Regions from separate parts of the Homo sapiens genome. Here region 1 is linked to region 2. Evidence: read pairs that join two places in POLR2A ChIA-PET (ENCODE). Cell type or tissue: Panc1. All regions are shown on one strand. Each heading gives the region's core, and the rest is flanking DNA. Links, peaks and the distances in the headings are about the cores only. Region 1 overlaps PITPNC1 (phosphatidylinositol transfer protein cytoplasmic 1). Region 2 overlaps PITPNC1 (phosphatidylinositol transfer protein cytoplasmic 1).

Region 1 (5,377 bases), core at 297-5,296, 190 kb after region 2:
TTGCTTGAACCTGGGAGGTGGAGGTTGCAGTGAGCCAAGATCACACCACTGCACTCCAGCCTGGGCAGCAGAGCGAGACTCTGTCTCAAAAAAATAAATAAATAAATAGTGAGAAAGTATACATTGTGGGAAAGAAAGAAAGTAGCCAGGGTCTCACAATGCCCAGAGCCCTGACTATTAGTATGAACTCATTCCAGACAACCAGGAGAACTCCTCCAGGGCCAATCATGGAGACTTTTTCAGGATTAGGAGAAGGTCACCTGAGACAGCACCTCGGTGCCATTAGGACTCACAGGGACCTCAAAACTTATGTTTGCTGCAAAGGAGAGGTGCATGTAAGCATGGTGCTCAGAACTCACCAGCATGTGAAAAGAACTTCAGAGTAAACAGGAATTCAAGCATCATCAGTTTGTTTCACATCAAACATGGATACTCTTACCAAGCATTTATGAGGAATCCATTTTACAGGAAACAAATGTGGAACAAATTTGTATGCAAATTAAATAAGTTTTTAAAAAAATCATGATGATACATAAATATGGAAGCTTCCTTTCTCTAAACATATGTAATTTATTTTTTATTTTTATTTTAAGTTCTGGGATACATGTGCAGAATGAGCAGTTTTGTTACATAGGTATATGTGTGCCATGGTGGTTTGCTGCACCTATTGATCCATCCTCTAAATCCCTCCCCTCGCCCCCCACCCTCCAACAGGCCCCGGTGTGTGTTGTTCCCCTCCCTGTGTCCATGTGTTCTCATTGTTCAACTCCCACTTATGAGTGAGAACACGTGGTGTTTGGTTTTCTGTTCCTCTGTTAGTTTGTTGAGGATGATGGCTTCCAGCTTCATCCATGTTCCTGCAAAGGACATGATCTCATTCCTTTTTATGGCTGTATAGTATTCCATGGTGTATATGTACCACATTTTCTTTATCCAGTCTATCGTTGATGGGCATTTGGGTTGATTCCATGTGTTTGCTCTTGTAAATCGTGCCACAATAAACATACATGTGCATGTGTCTTTATAGTAGAATGATTTATATTTCTTAGGGCATATACCCAGTAATGGGATTGCTGGGTCAAATGGTATTTCTGGTTCTAGAGTCTTGAGGAATCCCCATACTGTCTTCCACAATGGTGGAACGAATTTACCTTCCCACCAACAGTGTAAAAGCATTCCTATTTCTCCACAGCCAAACATATGTAATTTATATTCAAAAGAATTTCTTACTCCAAAGTATGATTTTCAAGCTCCAAAGAGCACAGGAAGTGTATGATGGTCTATGAAGTGATCAGCAAAAGGGATTGCAGGAGGGAGGCCTATGTGTTAAATAAAGTTTTATTGAAACACAGTCACACTCACTCCTTGACCCTATTGTCTATGGTTGCTTTTGAGCTACAATGGCAGAGTTGAGTGGTTGTGACATAGACCTTATGATCGGCAAAGGCAAAAATATTTACTTTCTGGCCTTTTAAGAAAAACTTTGCTGCCTGGCATGGTGGCTTGCACCTGTAATCCCAGCACTCTGGGAGGCTGAGGTGAAAGGATCACGTAAGGCTAGGAGTTTGAGACCAGCCTGGGCAACACAGTGAGACCCCATCTCTTTAAAAAAAAAATTTTTTTTTAATTAGCCAAGCGTGGTGGTGTGTGCCTCTGGTCCCAGCTACTTGGGAGGTGGAGGCAGGAAGATCGCTTGAGCCCAGGAGTGCAAAGTTGCAATGAGGCATGATTGCGCCACTGCACTCCAGCCCGGGTGACAGAGCAAGACCCTGTCTCTAAAAAAAAAAGAAAGAAAGAAAAGAAATAGCGAATGAGAGAGAAGGAAGGAAGGAGGGAGGGAGGGAGGGGAAGGGAGAGAAAGAGTGAGAGAAAGAGAGAGGAAAAGAAAGAAGACAGGAAGAAGAAAGAAAAGAAAAAAAAAGTTTGTCAACCCTTGCCCATAGCAAGGGTTTAGGACTTGAATAAGCTGTGACCATTTCTGAGGGGTTCATTCTCCCATACCATGGTGATTCTTCTTTCTCTAGAGAGGTCATTTCTCTCTCTCTCTCCCTCTGTGTGTGTGTGTGTGTGTGTGTGTGTGTGTGTGTGTGTGTGTGTGTGTGTGTGTGTGTGCGTGTGCGTGCGCGCGCACAACATGGCTGTTTATTTCACCTGGGTGCAGGCGGGCTGAGTCCGAAAAGAGTCAGCGAAGTGTGGTGGATTATCATTAGTTCTTACAGGTTTTGGGATAGGCGGTGGAATTTGGAGGAATGTTTTGCAGGCAGGGGGTGGATCTCACAAAGTACATTCTTAAGGGTGGGGAGAATTATAAAGAAACTTCTTAAGGGTGGGGAAGATTACAAAGTACATTGATCAGTTAGGGTGGGGCAGAAACAAATCACAATGATGGAATGTCATCAGTTAAGGCTATTTTCACTTCTTTTGTGGATCTTCAGTTGCTTCAGGCCATCTGGATGTATACACGAAGGTCACATGCTTAGCTTGGGCTGAGAGGCCTGACACTGAGGCAAGAGAATCGCCTGAACCTAGGAGGCGGAGGTTGCAGCGAGCCGATCACGCCACTGTACTCCAACCTCTGCAACCTACTTATTGACTGCATGAATTGTCGAATTGTCTCCTCAGCTCAGTTTTGTATATTTGCTTGTTTGTTTGTTTTTGTGAGACGGAGTCTTCCTCTGTCGCCCAAGCAGGAGCACAGTAGTGCGATCCCGGATCACTGCAACCTTCGCCTCCCAGGTTCAGGCGATTCCTCTGCCTCAGCCTCCTGAGTAGCTGGGATTACAGGCGCCCACCACCACGCCCAGCTAATTCTTGAATTTTTAGAAGAGACAAGGTTTCACCATGTTGGCCAGGCTGGTCTCGAACTCCTGGCCTCAGGTTATCTTCCTGCCTCGGCATCCCAAAGTGCTGGGATTACAGGAGTGAGCCACTGCGCCCAGCCAGCCCAGTTTTCTTGAAGGTCAAGTGGTAATCTTGCATAGTTATAGTTTGGATTAAATACGATGGTGACATAGTGCCTACATCACAGTCCCTCTTATGCCATTCTTCCTCTTCTTGCTGGAAGAGAAGTCCCAACTCTTAAATTCTCTCCCTCCACCTTGAAAGTCCTTTCTCTATTGGCTTCTACCATACCATTCGCTAGTTTTCCTGCTTTTTCTCTGTCCATCCCATCTCACTTTTATTCTTGAGCTCCTCATCCTCAACTCTATTTTTTTTTTTTTTTTTTTTTTGAGACAGTCTCCCACTGTTGCCTAGGCTGGAGTCACAATTCTAGAGAGGTCATTTCTTAAGTGGCATATGAAGAGTTGTAAAATGTAACAGGAACACCAATAGGTTTTGGATTGGTGTTAAACCAATTTCAGAGAAGTGTGACTTTCAGGACTGCAAGAAATCTACTTGAAACCTCTTCTGTGAAACTGATCCCGAAGTTTCAGCCCTGAATCCAAATGAGGACAGAGATGCCCAAGAGGGAGCATTGCAACTCTCCACTGTGGGACCTGGGCCACATATTCCCTCCTGGCTTCAGGACAGAAATCTGTAACTGCTCTTGAAGGAGCCACAGAAACGCTCTTCTTTTCTTTAGCAACTTTCTTCCATTTGTCCTTTGCTCCAGAACTATAGGATGGAAACCCACAAAGACATACCTGGGCGCACATCCATCCTTATTCAAATGCAGGTGGACCTTCAGGGAGGCTGAGGCAGGAGGATCGCTTAAGCCCAGAAGTGCATGGTTGCAGTGAGGCATGATTTCAGGTAGACTTTCATTTAAATGAGCATGGATTTGCGCCTAGTCAGGTCGGTTGAAAATACTAGTAATCAGATTTGAAAATACTAATATTCAGGTTTCGCCACCTCTCTGTACCAAGCCCACATCCTTGCCTTTAGAAAGTCAGGCCTGCTAGGTGGGGTCACCGGGGTGCTCCAGGCAAATATCATCCCCCTCTCCCAAGGTAAGGGCCCTGCCAGGCAATGGAGAGTATTTCTCCAACACACCATGTTTCCAATATCTGTCAGAGAAAAGACCTGATTCAACTTGTATCCAGTGATTTGAAAGCTAAACCCAAATCTCAATGTCATTCTGACAATATTTCTATTAAATAAAATCCTCTGTTTCCTTGGGGGCTTTTAAAATCAATCTGCCACAAAAAGCTTCCGAACAAGTTAATAACGCAGACGTGCTGACTCACACTCCCCAGCAAGCACTCCTCCATGAAGAATCAATGGACTTTGTTCAACATATCAAAACAGTTAGCAGTTGAGCCGTAATGCAATTAAAACACAGCTCTTCCTTACCCAACTCTTCCTCATGTTAAAAAAAAAAAAATGCTAGCATACTGAACTCTTGGGAGTTACAGAATCAAAATCTCAGATGAGTCTGTTAGAGCTGAACTAACATTTACTAAGTGTATATCACACCAAAGACACTGAGGCACGTACATACACTACCCTGCAAACTAGACATTGTTTGAGTAAGCTAGACCGGCGTGGTAGCTCACGACTTTTATTCCCAGCACTTTGGGAGGCTGAGGTGGGCAGATCACGTGAGGTCAGGAGTTCGAGACCAGCCTGGCCAACATGGTGAAACCCATCCCTACTAAAAATACAAAAATTAGCCGAGTGTAGTAGTCTAATCCCAGCTACGCAGGAGGCTGAGGCAGGAGAATCTCTTGAACCTGGGAGGTAGAGGTTGCAGTGAGCCGAGATCACACCACCGTGCTCCAGCCTGGGTGACAGAGCAAGACTCTGTCTCAAAAAAAAGAAAAAAAGAAAGACAGTGAGCAAGCTAGGGCTGGGCAGGTGGGTGTGGTGGCTCACACCTGTATGTACTCAGGAGGCCAAGGCAAGAGGATGGCTTGAGCCCAGGAGCTCAAGACCAGCCTAGGCAACATAGCAAGACCTCATCTCTATTTTAAAAAATAAATAATGAGGAAATTGAAGCTTAGAGAGTTGAAATGACTTGTCCACGGCCTAATAAGACAAAATTGGGATTCAAACTCAGTCTGTCTCCAAATCTCTGTCTCTCCATATGCCACTCACCTCCAACTCTATGCAATGGTAAGTAGACAATGTCAAAGGAATGTATTAATAGCCTTCCTTCCTCCTAGGATGGGCCTGGGAACATGCTGTTTTGTTTTTCCCTCTGCCCCTCCTTTTAGTCATTGGAAGCGTATGTTGGCACATCCTTCTTTCAGATGATGTGGTTTAAGCCTTCTTGGGTACAGTCACAATTGAGTCATACTTCCTGCAAGTCACACCAGCTCACCTTGCCTGAGTTCTAAGGGTTCACAGATTCTTGGCTCATCTCGCACTGTAAATTTCAACTTCAATTCGAGGTCATTTCCTGTTGGCCTCATGTGTCACCTACATGCATAATTTG
Region 2 (5,377 bases), core at 186-5,185:
TAGGCAGAGGCATCAATACTCCTATAGTAAGTTGAAGAGTGTCCCCCCGAATCTCATGTCTCCCAGGAACCTCAGAATGTGACCTTGTTTGGAAATAGGGTCTTTGCAGATGTAATTAGTTAAGGATCTTGAGATGAAGTCATCCTGGATTTAGGGTGGCTCCTAAATCTGACGACTGGTATCCTTATGTGAAGAGGAGAGGACACAGATACGATTAAGGCACAGGGCAGTTCACACAGGGGGATGAAAGTCATGTAAAGACAGAGGCAGAGATTAGAGTGTTGCAGCCCTGAGCCAAGAAACGCCTGGAGCCACCAGAGGCTGGAAGAGGCAAGGAGGGATCATCCCCAAGAGCCTGACCTTGACCTGGGACTTCTGGCCTCCAGAACTGCAAGAGAATCAATTTCTGTTGTCTCAAACCACCCAATTTGTGATGATTTGTTTTGGCGGCCCTGGGAAACTATTACAACTCTCTGGGTTTAATTTTGTTTGTTTGTTTTGAGACAGAGTCTTGCTCTGTCACCCAGGCTGGAGTGCAGTGGTGCAATCTCAGCTTACTGCAAACTCTGCAGCTGGGTTCAAGTGATTCTCCTGCCTCAGCCTCCCAAATAGCTGGGTTACAGGTGTGCACCACTATGCCTGGCTAATTTTTATATTTTTATTAGAGGCAGGTTCTCACTATGGTGGCCAGGCTAGTCTCAAACTCCTGACCTCAAGTGATCCACCCACCTCGGCCTCCCGAAGTGCTGGGATTACAGGCATGAGCCACTGTGCCCAGCCAACTCTCTGGTTTTTAAAGGACCTCTTTCTTCCATTCTCCAGATTAAGACCGTCCCTGTAGCCAGAAAAGCTGGCCTTCCCTGAGGCCTCACTGTCCCAAATATTCATGAATGAAGGCAACTAGGCTTTTTTTGGTTCTCTGTTATTAAATGTGTGCAGGAAGAAGGAAGGGTTAGAACACTCAAAAAGAACACATTAAATGTGGCGTTCAGACCGGCCGATGGTGGACATTTGTCCTTTTTTTTCTCTGCCCACCCCAAAGGTCACAGAAAATTCAAAACAACAGATAAAAACCTGTCAACAACAATACACCGGAGAGAAAGAAGGACAGGAATAACTTCAGGCGTGGCTCATCTGCGAAGTTTAACATAAAAAGCCGCTGACGAACGCACCAGGCGAAAATGAGAACAGTAAGATGAAAAAGCAGAGGCTGCCTGGGAAAGTGGTGAGGCAGAGATCTAAGAGTAAAAAGGATAACAAAGTGGATAGGAATCCACAGTGGGGTCCCTTTGAGGGAAAGGGCACGTTTATTCCAGGGTTTGTGTCTAAAAAGAGCACCAGCAAACCGGTGCTCAACAAAAGGGTTGAGAACCATTTTGTGCCATGACCTGAAGTCCCACATACGGTAAACCCTGGCTCATCTGGGTGAAATAAAGGGTGAGGAAGAAGATTCAAGGGGCAGTGATCAGAGTGATACAGTGACCGATGAGAAAAAGATGCTGTTTGGAAAAACAACGTTCTAATCAGGTGCCCTAGATCATGGTAACTCATTAAGAGGACAGAGGCTGGGCACGGTGGCTCATGCCTGTAACCCCAGCACTTTGGGAGGCCAAGGCTGGTGGATCACCTCAGGTCAGGAGTTCGAGACCAGCCTAGCCAACATGGTAAAACCCATTTTGTACTAAAAATACAAAAATTTGCTGGGCGTGGTAGTGCACCCCTGTAATCCCAGGTACCCGGGAGGCTGAGGCAGGAGAATTGCTTGAACCCGGGAGGCTGAGGCTGCAGTGAGCTGAGATCGTGCCATTGCACTCCAGCCTGGGCGACAAGAATGAAACTCCATCTCAACAAACAAACAAACAAACAAAAAAGAGGACAGAAAAGTACAGAAAAGTACCAAAGTACATGCGGAAGGATCACAAATGCTATGACTCAATTCATTTACTAAAGAGGCTGTAAGGGCACAAAATCACTTCTAAGTTACAGTTCCCAGGGCAGCTGCAACAATGGCCCTTTCATGAGTTTGGCCTAATTTTGGTGCAAAGTAGCCTCAGTCCGAATTCTCCTCTGGGCTGCAGCCTCCCTTGGGCACACAGATGGTCTCAGGAGTCTAGGCCAACACTTCACATGTGCACATGTAGACACTGGCACCAGCGACGCAGAACGGTTTCCCCGAAGTATGATCAATAATGCCTCCTAAAATAAGCCTCAGAAGCTGAGCTTAAAAATAGCTCCAATTTCTCCCCGTTCCTTCTTATTTCAATTCACAGGGTGGTCTCTGGGAACTAGAACTGCTGGTTTTCTCTACAATTGACAAATCGATATTGAACCTGGAGACACTCACGGGCCAGCCTTTCACAGCCTCGGTGTTCGGTGTGTGCCATGTGGAGGTGAATTTGATCCTCATCCTTCTTGGAAGAATGAATTCTTTGCACAAACAGGCAGGGTTCCTGACACAGCCACTACACTAGCTCAGCCTCAAGAGAATGAAATACTGAGACAGATGGCTGGCTATGGCTCGTGCGGTGGGGTGGCCACACGAGGCATCGAAAGACAAGGAGGCCGGCAGCCCTGCTCTCTGAGTTTCCTCCTCTTGTTCACCAAGCAAGCGTCCCGAGGTACTTAGGGGCTTGTGTCTCCTTCCAGCTCATTCCTGGTGAGCCTCTCTGGGCAAAAACAATGGAATGGGCACTAGCCCAAAAACACTTAAGAATCACGATAGATTGCATCTACTGTCAGAAAAAGCAAAAGAAAGGAACAAATCGTTACTTGTTCCTGGTAGGCTGTGTTTGGTTTGGTTTTCGCATCTATGTGGATTGGCTGTAATAACCTCCCAAGGCAAACTACGCAAGGCCTCCTGGCTGAGCTCCACGGGCCCCTGCTCCCCAGGGCAGCTGCCCAGAAGACTCCAGAAGGAACCCTCCAGGCACGGGTAAGACAGGCTGGGGCTAGCATGTGGGGAGGGTTTGGCTTCCAGAGCCCTTCCCAGGGTTGTGGTAGAATTAGGTATGAGGCCCCTGGGTGGGCCTGTTGTTTCTATTTTTCCCCAATGGGGAGAAACCCGCCACTCTTGCCTTCATAGACCAGCTCTCACATATACTCTCGTGAATCAATTCTGGCGTCTGTGATGTCATTAAAAACTTTTTTTTTTTTAGTAGAGACGGGGTCCCACTATATTCCCCAGGCTGCTCTCAAACTCCTGGGGCTCAAGCTGTCCTCCTGCCTCAACCTCCCAAAGTCCTGGGATTACAGGTATGAGCCATTGTGCCTGGGCTGTGATGTCATTTTTAATTTATTTTTATTTATTTTATATATTTATTTTTTTTTTTTTTGAGACGGAGTCTCACTCTGTTGCCCAGGCTGGAGTGCAGTGGGGCAATCTCAGCTCACTCCAGCCTCTGCCTCCCAGGTTCAAGCGATTCTCCTCCCTCAGCCTCCCGAGTAGCTGGGACTACAGCCATGTGCCACCACACCTGGCTAATTTTTGTATTCTTAGTAGAGATGCGGTTTCACTATGTTGCTCAGGCTGATCTCGAGCTCATGAGCTCAAGCAAAACTCCCCACCTTGGCCTCCCAAAGTGCTGGGATTATAGGCGTGAACCACCGTGCCTGGCCAATTTTTTTAATAACATTTTCTTTTCTCCTTTTTTCTTATCACAATCATACTACTTCTTTATTTTGGAAAGAATAAAGAATCTTTATTCTGGAATCTCATCTGTGATTCCGTAATAAAGTGTCAGTTCGTCCCTCACTGGGTAGTAGAGAAGATCTGAGGACATAAAGTAGGGAAAGCCCACTTCATTTTGATCTGGGCTGGGAAGTACCCTGCCAGCGACAGATGTTAGTATCACCAAGGAAGGGAAAGCACCCACAAGCCTAGCGCTCTTTTTTCTTTTTCTTTTCTTTTCTTTTTTTTTGAGACAGAGTCTTGTTCTGTTGCTCAGGCTGGAGTGCAGTGGCGCGATCATGGGTCACTGTAGCCTCAACCTCCCTAGGCTCAGGTGATCCTCCCACCTCGGTCTCCTGAGTTGCTGGGAATATAGGCTACTTTTTTTTTTTTTTTTTTTTTTTTTTGTAGAGATAGGGTTTTGCCATGTTGCCCAGACTGGTTTCGAACTCCTGGGCTCAAGTGATCCTCCAGCATTGACCTCCTAAACCAGCACTCCTTTTTTTTTTTTTTTGAGACGGAGTCTCACTCTGTTGCCCAGGCTGGAGTGCAGTGGTACCATCTCAGCTCACTGCAACCTCTGCCTCTTGGGTTCAAGCAATTCTCCTGCCTCACTCAGCCTCCTAAGCAGCTGGGATTACAGACACATGCCACTACACCTGGTTAATTTTTGTATTTTGGTAGAGATGAGGTTTCACCATGTTGACCAGGCTGGCCTCAAACTCTTGACCTCAAGTAATCTGCCCACTTTGGCCTCCCAAAGCCAGCACTCATTTTTAAGGTCTGAATTGCATTTCAATATATGGCTGTAACATAAATGAGCCAATCTGCAACTGTTACATGTTTAAGACCTTTCCTTTTTATTTTTCTCTTTTTTAACGTTATTTATAATAACACAGTGAACATCTATAATAAAATGCTAACCTTTGATCGCTGATGACCTAATGAATCTCCTGGATATCTCAGACACTTTTCCTGAATTCCAGATCCATTGATATCAACTGACTATTAGACATATTCGAAGTTAACATTCATCATCTCTACCTTTACCACTTTGGCTGTAAGGTTTAAGTTTGTTTTCCTTTGTGGTCCTTTAATCATCCAAGGTCAAAACTTGGGTGTTATCCTACATTCTTATTTCTTTTTTTGATCGCTCTTGCTGCCCAGGCTGGAGTGCAATGGCGTGATCTCGGCTCACCGCAACCACTGCCTCCTGGGTTCAAGTGATTCTCCTGCCTCAGCATCCTGAGTAGCTGGGATTACAGGCATGCGCCACCACTCCCAGCTAATTTTTTGTATTTTTAGTAGAGACAGGGTTTCTCCACATTGGTCAGGCTAGTCTCAAACTCCCGACCTCAGGTGATCTGCCCACCTCAGCCTCCCGAAGTGCTGTGATTATAGGCCTGAACCACTGTGTCCGGCCATTACACTCTTATTTCTTTCTCATTCTCACATGTGGTCAGACATGAAGTTCTATTCACTCCACTGCCTCTGTATCTCACAAATCCACCTTCCTGATAGACGTTTGAATCCCCCATCTCACCTGCACAACTGCTGGACTCTTAACTCTTTTTCTCTTGAGACTCTGATCTCCACATCCACCCATTGATCCATCCATCCATCCATCCATCCATCCATCCATCCATCCATCCATCCATCCATCCGCCCATCCATCCACCCAGCCACACCCCAACCATGAGTTTTCTTCCC

What was found. ChIA-PET counts read pairs that join two places held together with the same protein. Peaks named below come from ENCODE experiments on the same cell type or tissue, not always from the same donor. Only the 100,000 strongest peaks of a DNase experiment are listed, where the experiment ranks them.
Region 1: POLR2A ChIA-PET joins it to region 2 with 11 read pairs; 3 of 35 experiments call an interaction of 5 or more read pairs at or near these places.

What each region holds. Positions count from the first base shown.
Region 1 is chr17:67,421,939-67,427,315 of GRCh38, reverse strand. The region is part of intron 1 of PITPNC1 (phosphatidylinositol transfer protein cytoplasmic 1); the gene reads right to left. Among named protein-coding and RNA genes, the nearest start is that of MIR548AA2, 47 kb to the left of the region's middle. RefSeq lists an enhancer at 4,703-5,377. In Panc1, for the core only: no CTCF peak of the experiment used is centred there; a DNase peak (open chromatin) is centred at 5,265; H3K27ac peaks cover 2,339 bases.
Region 2 is chr17:67,612,627-67,618,003 of GRCh38, reverse strand. All of the region lies in intron 5 of PITPNC1 (phosphatidylinositol transfer protein cytoplasmic 1), which reads right to left. Among named protein-coding and RNA genes, the nearest start is that of NOL11, 100 kb to the left of the region's middle. In Panc1, for the core only: no CTCF peak of the experiment used is centred there; no DNase peak of the experiment used is centred there.